Linked DNA regions of Homo sapiens: region 1 is linked to region 2. Evidence: chromatin loops called from intact Hi-C (ENCODE). Cell type or tissue: Calu3. All regions are shown on one strand. Links, peaks and the distances in the headings refer to the core of each region. The heading gives the core; the rest is flanking DNA. Region 1 has its middle 140 kb from the start of TMEM229A. Region 2 overlaps POT1 (protection of telomeres 1).

What was found. Hi-C counts contacts between places; a loop is a spot of excess contacts. Peaks named below come from ENCODE experiments on the same cell type or tissue, not always from the same donor. Only the 100,000 strongest peaks of a DNase experiment are listed, where the experiment ranks them.
Region 1: a loop joins it to region 2, with 5 times the contacts of the local background. A loop is called at or near these places in 6 of 110 quality-filtered maps.

What each region holds. Positions count from the first base shown.
Region 1 is chr7:124,163,024-124,179,907 of GRCh38, reverse strand. No RefSeq gene overlaps it. Among named protein-coding and RNA genes, the nearest start is that of TMEM229A, 140 kb to the right of the region's middle. In Calu3, for the core only: CTCF peaks have their summits at 8,342 and 8,639 (motif pointing left); a DNase peak (open chromatin) is centred at 8,627.
Region 2 is chr7:124,840,061-124,842,560 of GRCh38, reverse strand. POT1 (protection of telomeres 1) reads left to right here. Exons shown (of 19, transcript NM_015450.3): 14 at 1,383-1,588. Among named protein-coding and RNA genes, the nearest start is that of LINC03043, 51 kb to the right of the region's middle. In Calu3, for the core only: no CTCF peak of the experiment used is centred there; no DNase peak of the experiment used is centred there.

The DNA.
Region 1 (16,884 bases), core at 7,158-9,657, 670 kb after region 2:
CCTTTCTCATACACTGCCCCCTTGCTTTGCTTGAGCCACAAGCCTATCAAACTTGGCCTGAGAACAATTTCTGTTTGGCCTGGTGTTATTTTCTATTTATGTGAGAGCCAAGAACTCAGGGACCAAACTGCTGCAGTGATTGTACCCAGCATTGCTTCTAATTGATCAAAGCATTTATTCTACTTGGTTGGTACCTCTTCCTACTTGTTATTAAATATTTTGATTCTCACCCATAGTACCAGAGAAGGCTTCAGAGAAGATAATATTCCTGAGCTGAATTTTGAATGGTGTTTCTAAGTACACCAGATAGAAAGGCTACTTCAGCCCAAGAAAGTAGCACCAGTAAAGGTACTAAGTTTGAAATTGCAGAAATCATAAGCTTAATAGTTTGTTATAGATAAATTACAGTGTGTGTTGAAAGTTGATGAGAGACACGGTGACAAAATATGTAAGAGTTCAAAAATAAAATTTTAGAAGTCAAAGTGTTTGTTGAGATAGGTGGCATAATGTGGTTAGAAGCATGATCTCTAGAGCCATGTACTCCTGGATTCAACTCACAGCTCTGCCACTTAATGGCTGTGTAAGCTTGGGAAAATTATGCCTCAGTGCCTCATTTAATCATCTGAAGAATGGGATTCATTAACAACCTCATAATGTTGTGTGATGGTTAAATGAGCTACATACACATATAAAGTAGTCAGAGAGTTCCTGAGATGTAGTTAGTGCTGTAGAAGTTTAATTGCCTGTATTATTTATGATGTAGAAAATGAAAGCCTTGAAGAAAATAACTGACATGGTCAGATTTTCATCTCAGAAAAATCCCTTTGATATTTATCAGTAGTGTAGCTAGTATGGGGTTAAAATGGCTTAAGGAGGAAATGTTATTTTCATAAACTCTGTTCACCTGGTATTAGTACTATTATATTACTTTTTACTTTAAGCTTGCAATGAGAATGAGTAAGATAAAATGTGTAAAGGTCCTAGAATAATGTTTAGAACAAAGGAAGCACTCCATAAATGTTGCTTATGGTTGTGAAAGTAGCAAGAGTAGCATGGAGGTGGTACTAGTGATTATTTTCCATTCCCTTCTTTTTAATCTTTCTGTGTGTTTTAATGCATTCAGGCTGCTGTAACAGAATGGCATCTACTGGGTAGCCTAAACAAGAAACATTTATTTCTCACTGTTTTGGAAGCTGGAAAGTCCAAGGTCAAGGTACCAGCAGATTCAATGTCTGTTGATGGCCTGATTCCTGGTTTGCAGATGGTCATCTTCTTGGATCCTCACACGGTGGAGAGCAGAGAACAATCATCTCTCTGGTGTCTTTTATAAGGGCAATAATCTTATTCATGAGGGTTACAACTTTATGACCTAATTTCCTCCTGCTATAGGCTGAATGTTTGTGTCCCTCCAAAATTCACATGTTGAAACCTAATCACCAATATGATGAAATTAGGAGGTAAGACCTTTGAGGGGTGATTAGATGAAGGCAGTACCTTCATGAATGAGATTAGTGCCCTTATAAATGAGGCCCCAGAGAGCTGCCTTGCTTCTTCTATCACGTGAGGACAGAGCAGGGAGGTGTCACCTATGAACCAGAAAACAGACCCTCACCAGACACCAAATCTGCTGATGCTTTGATCTTAGACTTCCCAGCCTCCAGAACCATGAGAGATAAATTTCAGTTGTTAGAAGTCACTCAGTCTATGGAATTTTGTTACAACAAGCCAAACAGACTAAGATACCTCCTAAAGCCTCCATCTCCAAGTACTATCATATTGGAGATTTAGAATTCAACATATGAATTGGCACTGGGAGGGACTAGGGGGAGTACAGAGTGATAAACATTCTGTTCACAGCCTTGTGCCACTTTATTTTGGTTGTGCCAACTATAAATAAGTTATAGTTGTTTCTAGAGTTTCTTTCTTGTAATGAAGTTTATATGTACTGTGATTACTTATAGTTGAACAAATTTCATTCATTTTATTTTATATTTTCTATTATCATATTATATCTTTGCCTGTTTTTTCTTTCCTGCCTACTTTGGAATTGAAACAGTTTCTTTTTTAATTCTTTATTGGTATTTCCCTTAAAACTTGTTAACACTCCTACTTAATTTATTTTAATAAAACCTGAGACTTAATCAGTGCCTCTAACCTTCTCTCAGGTAAGACATAGCAAGTAAGAGCTATTTATTCTACATTTCATCTAATGGTTGACTACAATGTTAGTTCTTCTTTATTTTAAATATTCAAAAAATTATATTTTTAGTCATTACTTTTTATTTTCCCAATATATGTTTATCAATGCCTTTGCTGAACATTTTTTCTTGCGTCACAATTTTTTCTTCAGGATTTATTTTTTTCTTGTTGCTAAAATATACCCTTTACAGAAATTTCAATTACATTCTCAAGAGAAGATAATACATTTTAGTCTTTAGATGTCCCAAAATATGTTTTTTTCACCATTGTTTCATTGAACAGTTTGCAATCTTAATGACATAAGGTCCAGTCTACCTGATTTTTTTTTTTATTATATGTAGCATTTAGAGTATTCTTTCTGTATAAAGACTTACATCGCTCTTCAATTTTGGAAATTGCTAGCTTCTCTTTCTGGAAACAGATTTTACTAGAGAATCTAAATCTATGCTTTATTTCTCTGAATTTCAAACACGCACACAGACACTCACATGTTTTATATATATATATATATACACACACACATATATAGACACACACACATATATTTATACATATATGTGTCTCTTTTTAGGCTGTAGTCACAGTAATTTTCAAAGTTCTCTATTACAAGTTTTTTCTTCAACTGTCTCAAGTATAATGTTCATTTTTGTTTCCATTTTATTAACTTTTTCTTCATGATTTACAAGTATGCTTTTGTTTCAGTAACCCCTACTTTTGTTTTATGGATATTATTTTCTCCTTTATTTCTTCAAGAATTTTAAACATGTTTACTTGAAGCACTTTCTAGATTATTTAGTTTCCTATTTTTGTGAGTAAATATTTTCTTTTGTTGCTTTTTGCTGTTGTTTTTATGTTTGTGTGTTAATTTGCAATGGCAGAGAATCCGTATCACGGAGTTGGATTTGTTCATATGCTTTGTAATTTTTGTTGATGTGTTTATTTTCCATTAATTTACTTTTCTTTCTCTCTTCCACGTCTTCTTTCTTCTTGGGCAATATTTAAGTAGTTTCAGCTCAGTTTTTAAGGGTTTACAACTCTTGGGCAATATTTAAGTAGTTTCAGCTCAGTTTTTAAGCGTTCACAACTCAGAAGCATGTTTTATGTCTCTTCAGGGATTTCACTTTTTAGAACTGAAGTCAATACCCTGTATTTGACTAATTATTAATCATTTAGAGTTTTTTGCTTTCTCCCTTCACATTCATAAGAATGATGTTTCTTAATGCAAAATTAGACACAAAAATAGAGGTTTCACAGGTTTCATTTATATATAGGGGAATATTGTATTATTCCAGTCTCACACTGCTACAGAGAACTACCTAAGACCGGGTAATTTGTGAAGAAAAGAGGTTTAATTGACTCACAGTGTACTAGTCCATTTTTACACTGCTGGAGAGAGCTGCCTGAGACTGGGTAATTTATTAAGAAAAGAGATGTAATTCACTCACAGTTCCACATGGCTCTGGAGGCCTCAGGAAACTTACAATCATGGCAGAAGGCAAAGAGGAAGCAAGGCATGTCTTACATGGCAGCCTGAGGGTGGTGGGTGAGGGGGGATGTCAAACACTTAATCAGATTTCATGAGAACTCACTCACTATCACGAGAACAGCAAGGAGGAAGTCCACCTCTACAATTCAGTCACCTCCCACCAGACCCCTCCCCCAACACCATGGATTACAATTCAACATGAGACTTGAGGGAAAACACAGAGCCAAATCATATCAAATATGGTCTGCAGTCCATTGACTCTTGTGGAATATATTCAGACTACATTTCTCTGAGGCACTGAAATCTGGAACTCCATTGCCAACTTAAGGTGCCAGTACCCTGTGAGGTTACGGCCTTAGCCCCACTTTGACACTATATATCAAATGTAAAGACTTTTACATTTTTAAAATAAGAATATGTATTTTTAATTATTATAATAATAATTGTATATGACTTATACATGTAGGAAATGGAAGAGAGAAATTGAGAGCATCCAGGTCTTCAAGACAGCACAGCCAGCTAGGGACAGGGTCAAAAAAACATGAATATAGTTTCCTTATGCCTAATTAAACACACTGCACTACTGATCACTCAGAAGTTTTATAGTCTCTATTGGTTTATGTATAATTTGCTCATTTTTCCCCAATGCCCATCATTAACATGAGCTGAATATAATCCCAGGCTTTAGAACATCCTCTCTCATAATTTACAAATTTTAAAAATATTTAATCAAGAACCGAGTCTTTGTATATTGTCCAAATAGCAAAACATTTTCCTTGAGAATTTCTCTCTGTATATATTTTCAATATAAAAAATTTCTACAGTGTATCATAGACATAGGATTTTTTAGTTCTTTAATGACAGATAGCAACAGATAATAGTAATGATAACTACAATATTATTATTAAGCAGTAATGTTCTTTGGCAAAGATGAGTATATGTATGTTTGTGTGATTCTTTTGTAAAATAAGGAATTTTACTGAACTGTGTTCTTGATTCCTAGGAGGAAATCTCTAAATCCTTGAAATTTTCAGAGTTTTATCAGTATCTTTGTTATGCCAAGGAGGCACCACATGGTCAGCCCCTAGATAGCTTCTTAACAGGGACAGCTCATGTTGGAAAACCTAATCATGTAATTAGAGGGTTAGAACTATGAACTATGTGATATCAGCCCAACTTCTGGAGAGGGTAGGAGGGCTGGAGATTGAGTTCGAACATGTGACCAATAATTCAATCTATCATAGCTATGCAATGAAACCCCAATAAAATTTCTGAACATCAAAGCTCAGTGGAACTTTCCGTGCCAGAGAGCATTCATGTGCCAGGATGGTGACATGCCCTTATTCCATGAAGAGAGAAAAGAGATCTGCATTTTCTCCCAGACCTCATCCCATACATCTCTTCATTGGGTTGGTTTTCCTGATTTGCATCCTTTGTAATAAAACTGTAATCATAAATATAGCACTTTCCAAACAAATTCAAAAGATAGCAGACTACAAGAAATAACAAAGATCAGAGCAGAAATGAAGGAGATAGAGACACAAAAAACCCTTCAAAAAATAAATGAATCCAGGAGCTGGTTTTTGGAAAAGTTCAACAAAATTGATAGACTGCTAGCAAGACTAATAAAGAAGAAAACACAGAAGAATCAAATAAATGCAATAAAAAATGATAAAGAGGATATTACCACCGATCTCACAGAAATACAAACTACCATCACAGAATACTATAAATATCTCTACACAAATAAGCTAGAAAATCTAGAAGATATGGATACATTCCTGGACACATATACCCTCCCAAGACTAAACCAGAAATAAGCTGAATCTCTGAATCAACCAATAACAGGTTCTGAAATTGAGGCAATAATTAATAGCCTACCAACCAAAAAAAATTCCAGGATCCGGCCAAATTCTACCAGAGGTACAAAGAGGAGCTGGTACCATTCCTTCTGAAACTATTCCAATCAATAGAAAAAGAGGGAATCCTCCCTAACTCATTTTACGAGGCCAGCATCATTCTGATACCAAAACCTGGCAGAGACACAACAAAAAAAAAGAAAATTTTAGGCCAGTATCCCTGATGAACATCGACGTGAAAATCCTCAATAAAATACTGGCAAACCGAATCCAGCAGGACATCAGAAAGCTTTTCCACCACAATCAAGTTGGCTTCATCCCTGGGATGCAAGGCTGGTTCAACATACACAAATCAATAAACGTAATCCATCACATAAACGGAACCAATGACAAAAACCACATGATTATCTCAATAGATGCAGAAAAGACCTTTGACAAAATTCAACAGCCCTTCATGCTAAAAACTCTCAATAAACTAGTTATTGATGGAATGTATCTCATAATAACAAGAGCTATTTATGACAAACCCACAGCCAATATCATACTGAATGGGCAAAAACTGGAAGCATTCCCTTTGAAAACTGGGACGAGACAAGGACACCCTCTCTCACCACTCCTATTCAACATAGTATTGGAAGTTCTGGCCAGGGCAATCAGGCAAGAGAAAGAAATAAAGGGTATTCAATTAAGAAAAGAGGAAGTCAAATTGTCTCTGTTAGCAGATGACATGATTGTATATTTAGAAAACCCCATCATCTCAGCCCTGAATCTCCTTAACTGGTAAGCAACTTCAGCAAAGTCTCAGGATACAAAATCAATGTGCAAAAATCACAAGCATTCTTATACACCAATAACGGACAAACAGAAAGCCAAATCAGGAGTGAACTCCCATTCACAATTGCTACAAAGAGAATAAAATACCTAGGAATACAGCTTACAAGGGATGTGAATGACCTCTTCAAGGAGAACAACAAACAACTGCCCAAGGAAATAAAAGAGGATACAAACAAATGGAAAAACATTCCATGCTCATGGATGGAAAGAATCAATATCATGAAAATGGCCATACTGCCCAAAGTAATTTATAGATTCAATGCTATCCCCATCAAGCTACCACTGACTTTCTTCACAGAAATGGAAAAAACTACTTTAAATTTCATATGGAACCAAAAAAGAGCCCACATTGCCAAGACAATCCTAAGCCAAAAGAACAAAGCTGGAGGCATCACACTACCAGACTTCAAACTATACTACAAGGCTACAGTAACCAAAACAGCATGGTACTGGTACCAAAACAGATATATAGACCAATGGAACAGAACAGAGGCCTCAGAAATAACACCACACATCTACAACCATTTAGTCTTTGACAAACCTGTCAAAAACAAGCAATGAGCAAAGGATTCCCTGTTTAATAAATGGTGCTGTGAAAACTGACTAGCCACATGCAGAAAGCTGAAACTGGATCCCTTCCTTACACCTTATACAAAAATTAACTCAAGATGGATTAAAGACTTAAATATAAGACCTAAAACCATAAAAACCCTAGAAGAAAACCTAGGTAATACCATTCAGGACGTAGGCATGGGCAAAGACTTCATAACTAAAACACCAAAAGCAATGGCAACAAAAGCCAAAATAGACAAATGAGATCCAATTAAACTAGAGAGCTTCTGCACAGCAAAAGAAACTATCAGCAGAGTCAACAGGCAACCTGCAGATTTGGAGAAAATTTTTGCAATCTATCCATCTGACAAAGGGCTAATATCCAGATCTACAAAGAATTTAAACAAATTTACAAGAAAAAAAACCCAAAAAACCCCATCAAAAAGTGGGCAAAGTATATGAACAGACACCTCTCAAAACAAGACATTTATGCAGCCAACAGTCATATGAAAAAATGCTCATCATCACTGGTCATAAGAGAAATGCAAATCAAAACCACAATGAGATATCATCTCATGCCAGTTAGAATGGCAATCATTAAAAAGTAAGGAAACAACAGATGCTGGAGAGGATGTAGAGAAATAGGAACACTTTCACACTGTTGCTGGGAGTGTAAATTAGTTCAACCATTGTGGAAGACAGTGTGGCGATTCCTCAAGGATCTAGAACTAGAAATACTATTTGACCCAGCAATCCTATTACTGGGTATATACCCAAAGGATTATAAATAATTCTACTATAAAGACACAGGCACATGTATGTTTAATGCAGTACTGTTCACAATAGCAAAGTCTTGGAACCAATCCAAATGCCCATCAATTATAGACTGGATAAAGAAAATGTGTCATGTATACACCATGGAATACTATGCAGCCATGAAAAGGGATGAGTTCATGTCCTTTGCAGGGACATGGATGAAACTGGAAACCATTATTCTCAGCAGAGTAACACAAGAAGAGAAAACCAAACACTGCACGTTCTCGCTCGTAAGTGGGAGTTGAACAATGAGAACACAGGGACAAAAGGAGGGGAACATCACTCACACACCAGGGCCTGTTGGGGGGTGGGGGCTGGGGGAAGGATTAGCATTAGGAGAAATACCTAATATAAATGATGAGTTGATGGGTGCAGCAAACCAACATGGCACATGTATACCTATGTAACAAACATGCACATTGTGCACATGTACCCTAGAACTTAAAGTATAATTTTACAAAAAAGATAAAAAAATACAGCACTTTCCTGAGTTCTCTGAGTCATTCCTGTGAATTATTACATCTGAAGGGAGTCATTGGAATCCCCAACTTTACACCCAGTTAATCAGAAGTGTAGGTAACCTGAGAACCCCCTTAACTTGTGTCTGGCATCTAAAGTGGGGGTGGTCTTGTTGGGGACCCTGGCCTTAAATTTGTCTGGTTTGACACTATCTCTGGGTGGTTAGTGTCAGAATTGACTTTCAGTGTACCAGTTGGCCTTGGAATAGCTGAAGTTAAAGCAGAATGTTCTTCTTATATTTAACCAAGCAGTATCACTATTTCATAAAGTGTTTTATGAAACTTGATTTTATAAAGCCTGATTTGGAAACTTAAACAGAAAAGACAAGAAGGAAGCATGTTTCCAAATTTTAGGAGCTGGCTGCCCCCTGCTGACACTGTCATAGTCACTACTAGCATGGGAGTCTAAAAGTTGATTCCCTTAGTTTTTGAAACAACTAATTATATAAAATGGAAACACTCTCTGAAACTTGTTTCCAGCGTTTGTTTAGCTCAGTGGTCCATTCCTTGATATTTAAAGGCTACTGGAAACTTTTGGATTTTAATCAACTAAGTATTGAGGTAAAGAGGCTGCTACTCAGTGATAAATAGTCTAAAGCCTAAATTTAATCAGTCTCTCTAACTTTCTCTCAGGTAAAACATAGCAAGCCTGTGTTTCCCTCTGTGTGATCTTGGCAAGCCACATTAACACAACAAGCTCACACTTCCTCATCTTTAAATTGAAATTATTTTACAAAATGATCTCTGAGTTCTCCTCCATGTAGGAGGTTATAAATTTTTCAAGAAGGAAGTAATCAAGAAACTTAACATATCAAAATAAAATTACACAAGGTAGTAAAAATTTCTAATCTTCCAATTCCAAGGTTTTAGAACTTCAAAAGCTTTATAAATTTTTAAGACACTCTTTTCTCCCGTGAGGCCCAGAGAGAAGTCATGTGTAATGTTCCTCAAATATGCAGAGCAAAAAGATAAAGTGGTTAGGGAGAAGGGCTGGGACCTCATACTTTACCCACTAATGTGACAAAGATGCAGTGCTGAAAGATTTTGTAAACTCTAGGTAAACTTTGAGAACACATAACAGGTGGAGTTACCCTGAAACAAATGCTGATATAAAAGTGTTAATTAGTTGAAAACACACAACCTAAAATTTTAGGATTGAATCAGTGATGGTAGAAGGGGCTGGAGTAGCATAAGACGGGGAACATCACCTGGCTCTAGCAAAAGCAAACACAAACACTGTGGGAATTTAAGCACTCTCAGTTTAGTCAACTAGGTTTTACATATGTAAAGATCAACAAAATATGTAGAGTAGTCCTCTTATCCAGTGTTTCACTTTCCACGGCTTCCATCACCCACAGTGAATCATGGTCAGAAAATATTAAATGGAAAATTCCAGAAACAAACTATTTACAATTTTTTAATTGCATGCCATTCTAGGTGGTGTGATGAAACCTCTTTCCATCCTGTTTCATCAATTCATCTCAATCACATAGTCATTTCATCTCACGTCATTACAAGAAGAAGGGCGGGTACAGACGGTACAATAACACGTTTTGAGAGACAGAGGCCACATTCACATAACTTTTATGACAGTAAATTGCTGATAATTGTTCTATTTTATTATTGTTGTTAATCTTTTACTGTGTCTAATTTATAAGCTTTATTATAAATATTCAAGTATAGGGAAAAACATAGCATATCTAGGGCTCAGTTCTATTTGTGGTTTCAGGCATCCACTGGAGGTCTTGGAACATGCCCTGTGAATAAAGGGGAACTACTCTACTACCAATAAACATACATCAAAGGAGATAATAGATGTACTTCAGAGGAAAGGAAAGTAACCCTAAATGGAAAATCTGAGATGCAAGAAAGAATGAAGAGCGTAAAAAAATGATATATTTGTGTATTTGTTATTCAGAACAGGCTAGTTATATTAGGGCAATACATCAACCCCGAAAGCTCAGTGGCTTAACATAACGAGGTCTTTTTTTCACTCAAACTACATAACCAACAACAGTCACTAAGAGAATCTGCTCCAAAAAGTCACAGTGGTACCAAGGCTAATAGAGTTCCGTCTTCATGCAGCTGTACAACTGAAACATATAGTCTCTCAAGATGTCATGGTTGGGAAAGAAAACACATGGGAATATACATAGAAGTACATATGTCACCACTTCCAATCATAGCCCATTGGTCAGAATTAGTCATGTAACTCCATCCAACTACAAAAGAGCAGGCAATATAATAAAATTAAAATATTCATAACAAAGACTTGTCCACTGGGGAATTCAATCTTCTGGAGTCCTTGTATTATTTGGAAAGAGAATAAAGATATGTTTAGTAGTAGAACCAATTCTTCTCTTACCTCTCTAAATGAAAACTCAGGCAGATGCACTGACTTTTCTCTTCCCTGCTAGGCAAAACAAACTGTATACAGTCATTCCACACCACAAAATAAAGACTTGTTTAATGATTTAAATGCCCATGACCATACAATTGAAAAACTTTAATCTTGGTTTAAAATCCTAGATGGGATATGTAGGAGTCAGGAAGGGTGGGAGTAATCAGATTACTCTTTTTCCATTTTAGTTTCACTCCTTCTATCCCAGATTGCAAGATTTCTGCTGGTCCTTTGGAGTAGACATTGGGGGCAAGCACAGGAGTAAGAAAATAAGAAAATAATTTAATTTGTATAGCACTGGTAATCTTGTGTCAGCTTTCTGAACATTAAAAATGTTTAAGCTTCAGCTTTTTTATCTTAGGCAGTTGGAAACACTTCCCCTATTCCCACTTCAGTGCTAATCTAGGGAATCGCTCATCTGCAGTTCTCTTGGCAGGGAACCTTCTAGCCAGCTCTAACTTGGTCCTCACCACTAAAAATTCTATAAACCAGGCTTTTTATTTTGAGCTTCTCAATATACGTGCAGAATCTCAAAAGTGATACAGCTACTCAAAAAAGGGTGGGAGTGTCTTGATGTCTATACAACTTTTTTAAAAAGAAAACAAATTCACTATTCATCTTTTATTTTCCATGTCCACACAGAGCATAAGACTAAACAATTTTTGATATGTTTAGTAACATTAACTTTGAATTGAAAAATCTTTTTTTTTATATGGGTCTCACTATGTTGCCTAGTCTGGTCTTGAACTCCCAGACTCAAGCAATCCTCCCACTTCAGTCTCCCAAGTAGCTGGAAATACAGTCGTGAGCCACCATGCCTGGCAAAAGATCCATTATTATAACATAAAGGAAGCAAAACCTTTTGCCAAACAGAAAGCTTACACTACTTGAAAAATGACTTCATAAAATTCTAAAATCTTCTCAAAGCTATAATAAATATCTTAATTGTTCTAGTTGTCATCATCATCATTGTTGTTGAAGTTATGACTCTTTTTGTGACTACCATTATTACTATTCTTATCATGAACCGAGCAATATTTGATAGGCACTTTATGTGCCATCCCTTCTTACCTTTAGAACAATCAAAACTAATAAAAAGAAGATATTATTGGTCCCATTTTTATGCTTTGCTTACTTAGTTTTCTCTTTGTTTTTACATTCAGGGGATAGCTGTGCAGGTTTGTGGCATGGGTGTACTGTATAATGCTGCGTTTTTGGCTTCTAGTGAACCTATCACCCAAATATTTAACATTGTACCCAATAGGTAGTTTTTCAGCCCTTTCCCCCAGGCTTCTCTCCCCAATTTTGGAGTTCCCTGTATCTATCATTTTCATATGTATAACCCTGTGTACTTATTGCTTGGCTCTCTCTTATAGGTGAGATGGTGTAGTATTTGATTTTCTGTTTAAATGTTAATTCACTTAGCACAGTGGCCTCCAACTATGTCCACGCTGCTGCAAAATTTCATTCTTTATATGGCTGTGTAGTATTCTACGGTGTATATGTGCCACATTTTTTAAATCTAATCCACTGTTGTCGGTCACTTAGATTGATTCCATGACTTCGCCATTATGAATAGTACTGCAACAAACATACAAGTGCAAGTGTCTTTTTGATAACATGATTTATTTTCCTTGGGAAGATACCCAGTTGTGGGATTTCTGGGTCAAATGGTAGTTCTGTTTTCAGTTCTTTGCAAAATCTCCATACTGTTTCCCATAAGGGTTGAACTCCTTAACATTCCCACAAGTGTATAAATGACCCCTTTTCTCTGCATCCTCACCAACATCTGTTATTGTTTGATTTTTTGATAATGCCATTTTGACTAGAGTAAGATAAACATTTCATTGCAGTTTTGATTTGCATTTCTCTGCTGATTCCAGATGTTGAGCATCTTTTTACATGTTTGTTAGCTGCTTGTATGTCTTCTACATACAAGAGAAATGTCTGTTCATGTTCTTTGTCACTTTTCAATGAAGTTACTTTTTTCTTTTCTTGTTTATTGAAGTTCCTTATAGATTCTCGATATTAATCTGTTGGATGAATAGTTTGCTATACTCTTTCATTCTGTAGGCTGTCTGTTTAATCTGTTGTTTCTTTTGCTGTGCAGAATGTTTTTAGTTTAATTAAGTCCCATTTGTCTATTTTTGTTTTTGTTCTATTTTCTTTTGAGGTCTTAGCAATAAATGATTTGCATAGGCCAATTTCCAGAAGAGTTTTTCCTAGGTTTACTTCTAGGATTTTTATAGTTAAGTCTTACATTTAAGTCTTAAATCCATCTTGAGTTAACTTTTGTATACAGTAATAACTAGGGGTCCAATTTCATTCTTCTGCATATCACTAGCCAGTTTCCCAGCACCATTTATTGAATAGGGAGTCCTTTCCTCATTGCTTATCTTTGTCAACATTTTTGAAGATCAGTTAGTTGTTAAGTGTGTGGCTTTATATCTGGGTTTTCTGTTCTGTTCCATTGATCTGTGTGTCTATTTTTGTAGCAGTACTATGCTGTTCTGATTACTACAGCCTTATACTACAGTCCAAGGTCTGGTAAAGAGATGGCTCCAGCTTTGGTTTTTTTTGTGGTTGTTTTTGGTTTGTTTTTGGCTTTGCTTTTGCTTTTGCTTTTTTGGGGGGTGGGGGTTGTTTGTTTGTTTGTTTCTCTGCTTGATTAGAATTGCGTTGGCTATTCAGGCTCTTTTTGGTTCCATAAGAACTTTGGGATTTTTTTTTCTAATTCTGTGAAAAAACACACTGGTAATTTGATAATAATTGCATTGAATCTATAGACAGCTTTGGGCATTATGGTCATTTTAACAATATTGATCCTTTCTATCCATGAGCATGGAATGATTTTCCATTTGTTTGTGTCATCTGTAATTTCTTTCATCAATGTTCTGTGGTTTTCTGTGTAAAGGTCTTTCACCTCCTTGGTTAAATATATTCCTAAGTATTGTATTTTGTGTGTGAGGCTATTGTAAATGAAATTGGGTTCTTGATTTTGTTCTTGATTTGAAAATTATTGGTGTATAGAAATCCCACTAATTTTTGTTCACTGATTTCGTATCCCAAAACTTTACTGAATTTGTTTATCAGGTCTAGAAGTCTTTTGAAGGAATCTCTAGGAATTCCTAGGTATAGAATCATGTTGTCAGCAAACAGAGATAATTTTACTTCCTCTTTTCCTATTTGGATGCCTTGTATTTCTTTCTCTCATCTGATTGCTCTGGCTAGGACTACCAGTACTTTGTGAAATAGGAGTAGTAAGAGTGGACATCCTTGTCTTTTTCTAGCTCTTAGGAGGAATTCTTTCAACTTTTGTCCATTCTGTATGATGTTGGTTGTGGGTTTGTCATAAATGGCTCTTGTTATTTTGAGGTATGTTCATTCAATGCCTAGTTTGTTTGGGATTTCATCATGAAGAGATGTTGAATTTTATCAAATGCTTTTTCTGAATCTATTGAAATGATCGTATGGTTTTTGCTTTTGATTCTGCTTATGTGGCTAACCACATTTATTGTTTTGCATGTGTTGAACAATCCTTGCATTCCAGGAATAAGACCCACTTGATCATGATGAATTATCTTTTTGACATACTGTTGGATTTGGTTTGGTAATATTTTGTTGAGGATTTTGCATCTGTGCTAGTCAGAGATATTGGCCTGTAATGTTCTTTTTTTGTTGTGTCCTGGCCAGATTTTGGTATCAACATCATACTGGTTTTGTAGAATAAGTTAGGTAGGAATTCCTCCTCCTTGGTTTTTTGGAATAGTTTCAGTAAGATTGGTACCAGTTCTTCTTTGAACATCTAATAGAATTCAGCTATGAATCTGTTTGGTTCACTGCTGGTTTTGGTTGGTAGATTTATTATTGATTCATTTTCATAACTCATTATTAGTCTGTTCAGGATTTTTATTTCTTTGGTTCAAGCTTGGGAGTTGAGTGTTTTCAGGAATTTATCCACTTCCTCTAAATTGTCTAGTTTATGTGCACAGTTGTTCACAGTAGGGAGCTGAATGTTTTCAGGAATTTATCCACTTCCTCTAAATTTTCTAGTTTATGTGCACAGATGTTCATAGTAGGGAATTGAGTGTTTTCAGTAATTTATCCATTTCCTCTAGATTTTCTAGGTTTTGTGCATAGATGTCATTAGTAGTTTCTGAAGATCTTTTATATTTCTCTGGTATCAGTTGTATTGTCACCTTTGTCACTTCTGATTATACTTATCTGACTCTTTTCTCTTTTTTTCTTAGCTAATCTGGCTATCAGTCAATTTTATTTATCCTTTTGAAGAGGCAACTTTTTGTTTCATTAATCTTTTGTATGGCTTTTTCGGTCTCAATTTCATTTGGTTCTGCTCTAATCTTCATTATGTATTTTCTTCTACTGGCCTTGGATTTGGTTTGTTCTTGTTTTTCTAATTCCTTTAGGTATGATGTTAGTGCTATTAATTTGAGATATTTCTAACTTTTTATGTAGGCATTTAGCATGATAAACTTTCCTGTTAATGCTGCTTTTTTCTGGATCCCAGAGGTTTGCATATGTTTTATCTCTATTTTCATTTGTTTCAAAAATTTTTTGGTTTCTGGTTAATTTTTTTGCTTACCCAAAAGTCATTCAGGAGCAAGTTGTTTTGTTCCCATGTACTGTGTGGTTTTTGAGGTTTCCTCTTGGAATTGATTTTTAATTTTATTCTACTGTGGTCCAAGGACATGCTTGACATGATTTCAGGTTCTTTTTTTAATTTATTGAGACTTGCTTTATAACAGAGCACGTGATCAATTGTAGAGAATGTTTTATGCACAGATGTGAAAAAAAGTTTATTCTGTGGTTGCTGGGTGAAGTCTTCTGTAGATGTTTATTAGGTTCATTTTGTCAAGAGTCTAATTTACATTCAAAGTTTCTTTGTTAGTTTTCCGCCTCAGTGATTTGTCTAGTGCTGTAAGTGGGGTATTAAAGTTCCTTACTATAATTGCATGACTATCTCTATTGACAGGCTGTCTATTGTATGACCATCTATCCCTTTTAGTAAGTCTAGTAGTAGTTGTTTTATAAATCTAAGTGCTCTGACTTTGGGTGAATATACATTTAGCATAGCTAAATCTTGTCAAATCAAACTCTTTATCACTATATAATGCCCTCCTTTGTCTTTTTTTCACTGCTTTGGTAAAGTTTATTTAATTTTGGCTTAAACTCTATTTAATCTGATACAAGAATAGCAACCTCACCCTTTTTTGTTTTCCATTTACATGATAGATCTTTCTCCATCCCTTTACTTTGAGCCTGTGGGTGTTATTGAAGGCAGCATAAGTTTGGGTCTTATTTTTTCAAGGCAATTTGCCATTCTATGTCTTTTAAGTGGAGCATTTAGTCTGTTTATATTCATGATTAATATTGAAATGTAAGGTTTTATTCCTGTCATGTTGTTAGCTAGTTGCTTTGCAGTTTCAATTGTGTAATTGCTTTATAGGATCTGTGAGCTTCGTACTTATGTGTGCTTTTATGTAGCAAGTATTACTCTCTTGTTTCAATGTTTAGAACTCCTTTGTGCATTTCTTATAGGGCCAGTCTGGTGGTAATTAATTCCCTTAGTGTTTGCTTGTCTAGGAAAGCCTTTATTTCTTCTTCATTTATGAAGCTTACTTTGGCAGAATATGACATTCTTGGCTGGCATATGTTTTCTTTAGGTAGGCTAAAAATAGGCTCCAATCTACTTGTCTTATAAGATTTCTGCTGAAAAGTTTACTGTTAGTCTGATGGGATTTTCTTTATAGGTAATTTGGCTCCTTTCTTTTCTCTATAAACTTTTAATATTTTTTCTTTCACCTTTTCTTGGATAGTCTGATAACTGTATTCCTTGGGGATGGTCATCTTGTGTGGTATCTCATATATGTTCTCTGAATTTCTTATACCTGGTTGTCTACTTCTCTAGCAAGATTAGGGAAATTGTCCTGAATTATTCTATAAAATGTTTTCCAAGTTTCTTGCTTTTTCTTCTCTCTCAAGAATGCCAATAAGTTGTAGGTTCAACAGTTTACATAATCCCATATTTCTTGAGGCTTTTTTAAAATTCCTTTTTTAAAAATTTTTCCAAAGACTGGTCTTCAAGCTCTGAAATCCCTTCCTTCTGCCTGGTCTAGTCTATTGTTAAAGCTTCTAACTGTTTTTAAAAAATTCTTTAGTGGGTTTTTGAATTCCATAAGTTTTATTTGTTTTTTCTTA
Region 2 (2,500 bases), core at 1-2,500:
ATAATAAATGATGAATATATTTGGGCAGACTCATTTGTCACAGAAGTATCTTCTGAAATATAAACCTTTATTAACTGAAATTTTTGAAAGGAGTTGTAATTACTTGAAATATCTAATTAAGTGATAAAGAGAGCCTTGTTGGTAAACTTCTGTCCTGCTTAATAACTAGAATATAATAAATATAATTTAAATTTTCTTTAGTAATTGAGAATTTCTCAGTGCCTTTACTCTGAACATCAGTGATTATATAAATATGTAATAAATGTATATAACTGTTTTGTAATCCTTTTACTACATAATCGGCTCAAGACATATTCTGAAAATCATTTTTAAAAGCTCCTCATCTTTTTGCAATTTGCCTACTTTTCCTCTGAATATCTAAAATGATGTTTTGGAAAATGTAGATAATTGATGGTTATATGCATTTGGATGCCCTAAATTGAGTCTTCACTAAAATGTGCTACAATGTGTAAATATCTATGTACATCGCCATGTATTTGTGTGCTTATAAATTGTGAGTATCTGTGTTCATTAATATACATATATTTTCCAATCCAAAATTTGGGTTTGTTTGAAGAAATTTTTTATTTTAAAATCTCTTTAAATAAAATGTGAGGGAACTGTTTTTACCCATTTGAGCTTGAAATGGTGGTTGGGATTAAAATGTATATATAAGGATTTTAGATAATTCTTCAAATATTATCAAACTTTGGTTTATTGAATTTTGTAAAATCATACAGCTTTGTAAAATAAAACCACTCTCCGCGATCATTTTTTAAACAAATAAGGATATTATCTCAGAAATTAACGGAAACTGTCTAAAGTTACACAGTTAACTGGCAACAGAACCAGAAGAAAGCCATACACCTTTTGATTCCAAATGATGCCATTTCTGCTACATGGTACCTAACCATATGACTTCTTAAAATTATTAATTATTAAACAGAATTGGAAATATTATTAGTTTAGAAGTGCCCTTCTCCCTAAGTGTGGTAAGTGGATATTTAACTGGAGTGAAGACGGGGCCACTGCATTTTTTTCTCCTACTGGGAAATTTAGCATTCTTTACAGAGGAGAAAAAAATTGATGCTAGAAATAATTATGAGTAACTTTGTATCACAAAACCAGGCATAGAAATCACTGGTAGTTAATGTAAATATGATTTGGATATACTTACCCACAAAATATCAAATAATTATCTATTGAAAAAAAGTTATTTGTTCTGCAAAGTGAATTATCTCCATAATTTACATAATTTAAGAAAAAGTAACTGACTCATCTACATGTAAGAATGATACTTTTTAATTTGATAACTTGTTAAATGGAAATCTTCACGCTTACACCAAAATCGATTTCTATCATTTCATTGCCAATAATTTTAGGCAAGAAGTTCCACATGAGGGCGATTTGGATATAATTTTTCAGGATGGTGCAACTAAAACCCCAGATGTCAAGCTACAAAATACATCATTATATGATTCAAAAATCTGGACCACTAAAAATCAAAAAGGACGAAAAGTAGCAGTTCATTTTGTGAAAAATAATGGTATTCTCCCGCTTTCAAATGAATGTCTACTTTTGATAGAAGGTAAGATATTTAAGTCACTGTTTTGTTAGAATACTCCTTTTGCATATTTTTCCTAATTAATTATTGTTTAATACATTTTACAGACAACCTAGTACATATAAAGTAAAAATAGTATTTAAATTTAACAAAATTGAATATATATGTTAACTAGGTTCAAATATATATAAGCACACGTTCATAAATTTATCTTAATTACATTTGAAATTGTACTTCAGACTCAAGTGTTAACATTTAACTATATTGTTGGATTGCATTTTATTTTGTCAATGCTAAGCTGATTGTCTAGTTAAGTAATAATAAAAGAGGCTGATTGCTTATGTACCATTGCTGTTTTCTTGGCCTCTGGATGTCACTGTTGTTTCATAGAAATAGGGTGAAAGTCATCTATTGTATCAAAATCAAAGAAGAGACCATTGAAACAAGTAAAGATAACTTGACAAGTTTTAAATGAAATTTATCATGTTTGGTTTTTCATTTTCTTTTCATTTTCATCTAATTTTTATCTCATTTATCTAAAATATGTACTGTGAATTTTTTTTCATGGCAAATTTAGAGTTTTTCTTAAGGCTTCTCTTCCCTTGTAACCTTTTCATTGTTTTTCTTAAGGCTTTCCTTCCCTTGAAACCTTTTCATTGTTTTTCTTAAGGCTTTCCTTCCCTTGAAACCTTTTCATTGTTTTTCTGAAGGCTTTTCTTCCCTTGAAACCTTTTGTAATAGAAGAAAAATACCTTCTTTAATTTGCCTTAGAGTAATATTTAACTTTATTTTTAATAAATGAGGGAATTCTATGTAAATTATAGACTTTGGGTGATTATGTGTCAGTATAGGTTCATTTTTAACAAATGTACCACGCTGGTAGAGGATGTTGATACTGGAGGAGGCTAGCATGTATGGTAGAAGGGGATACGGAAA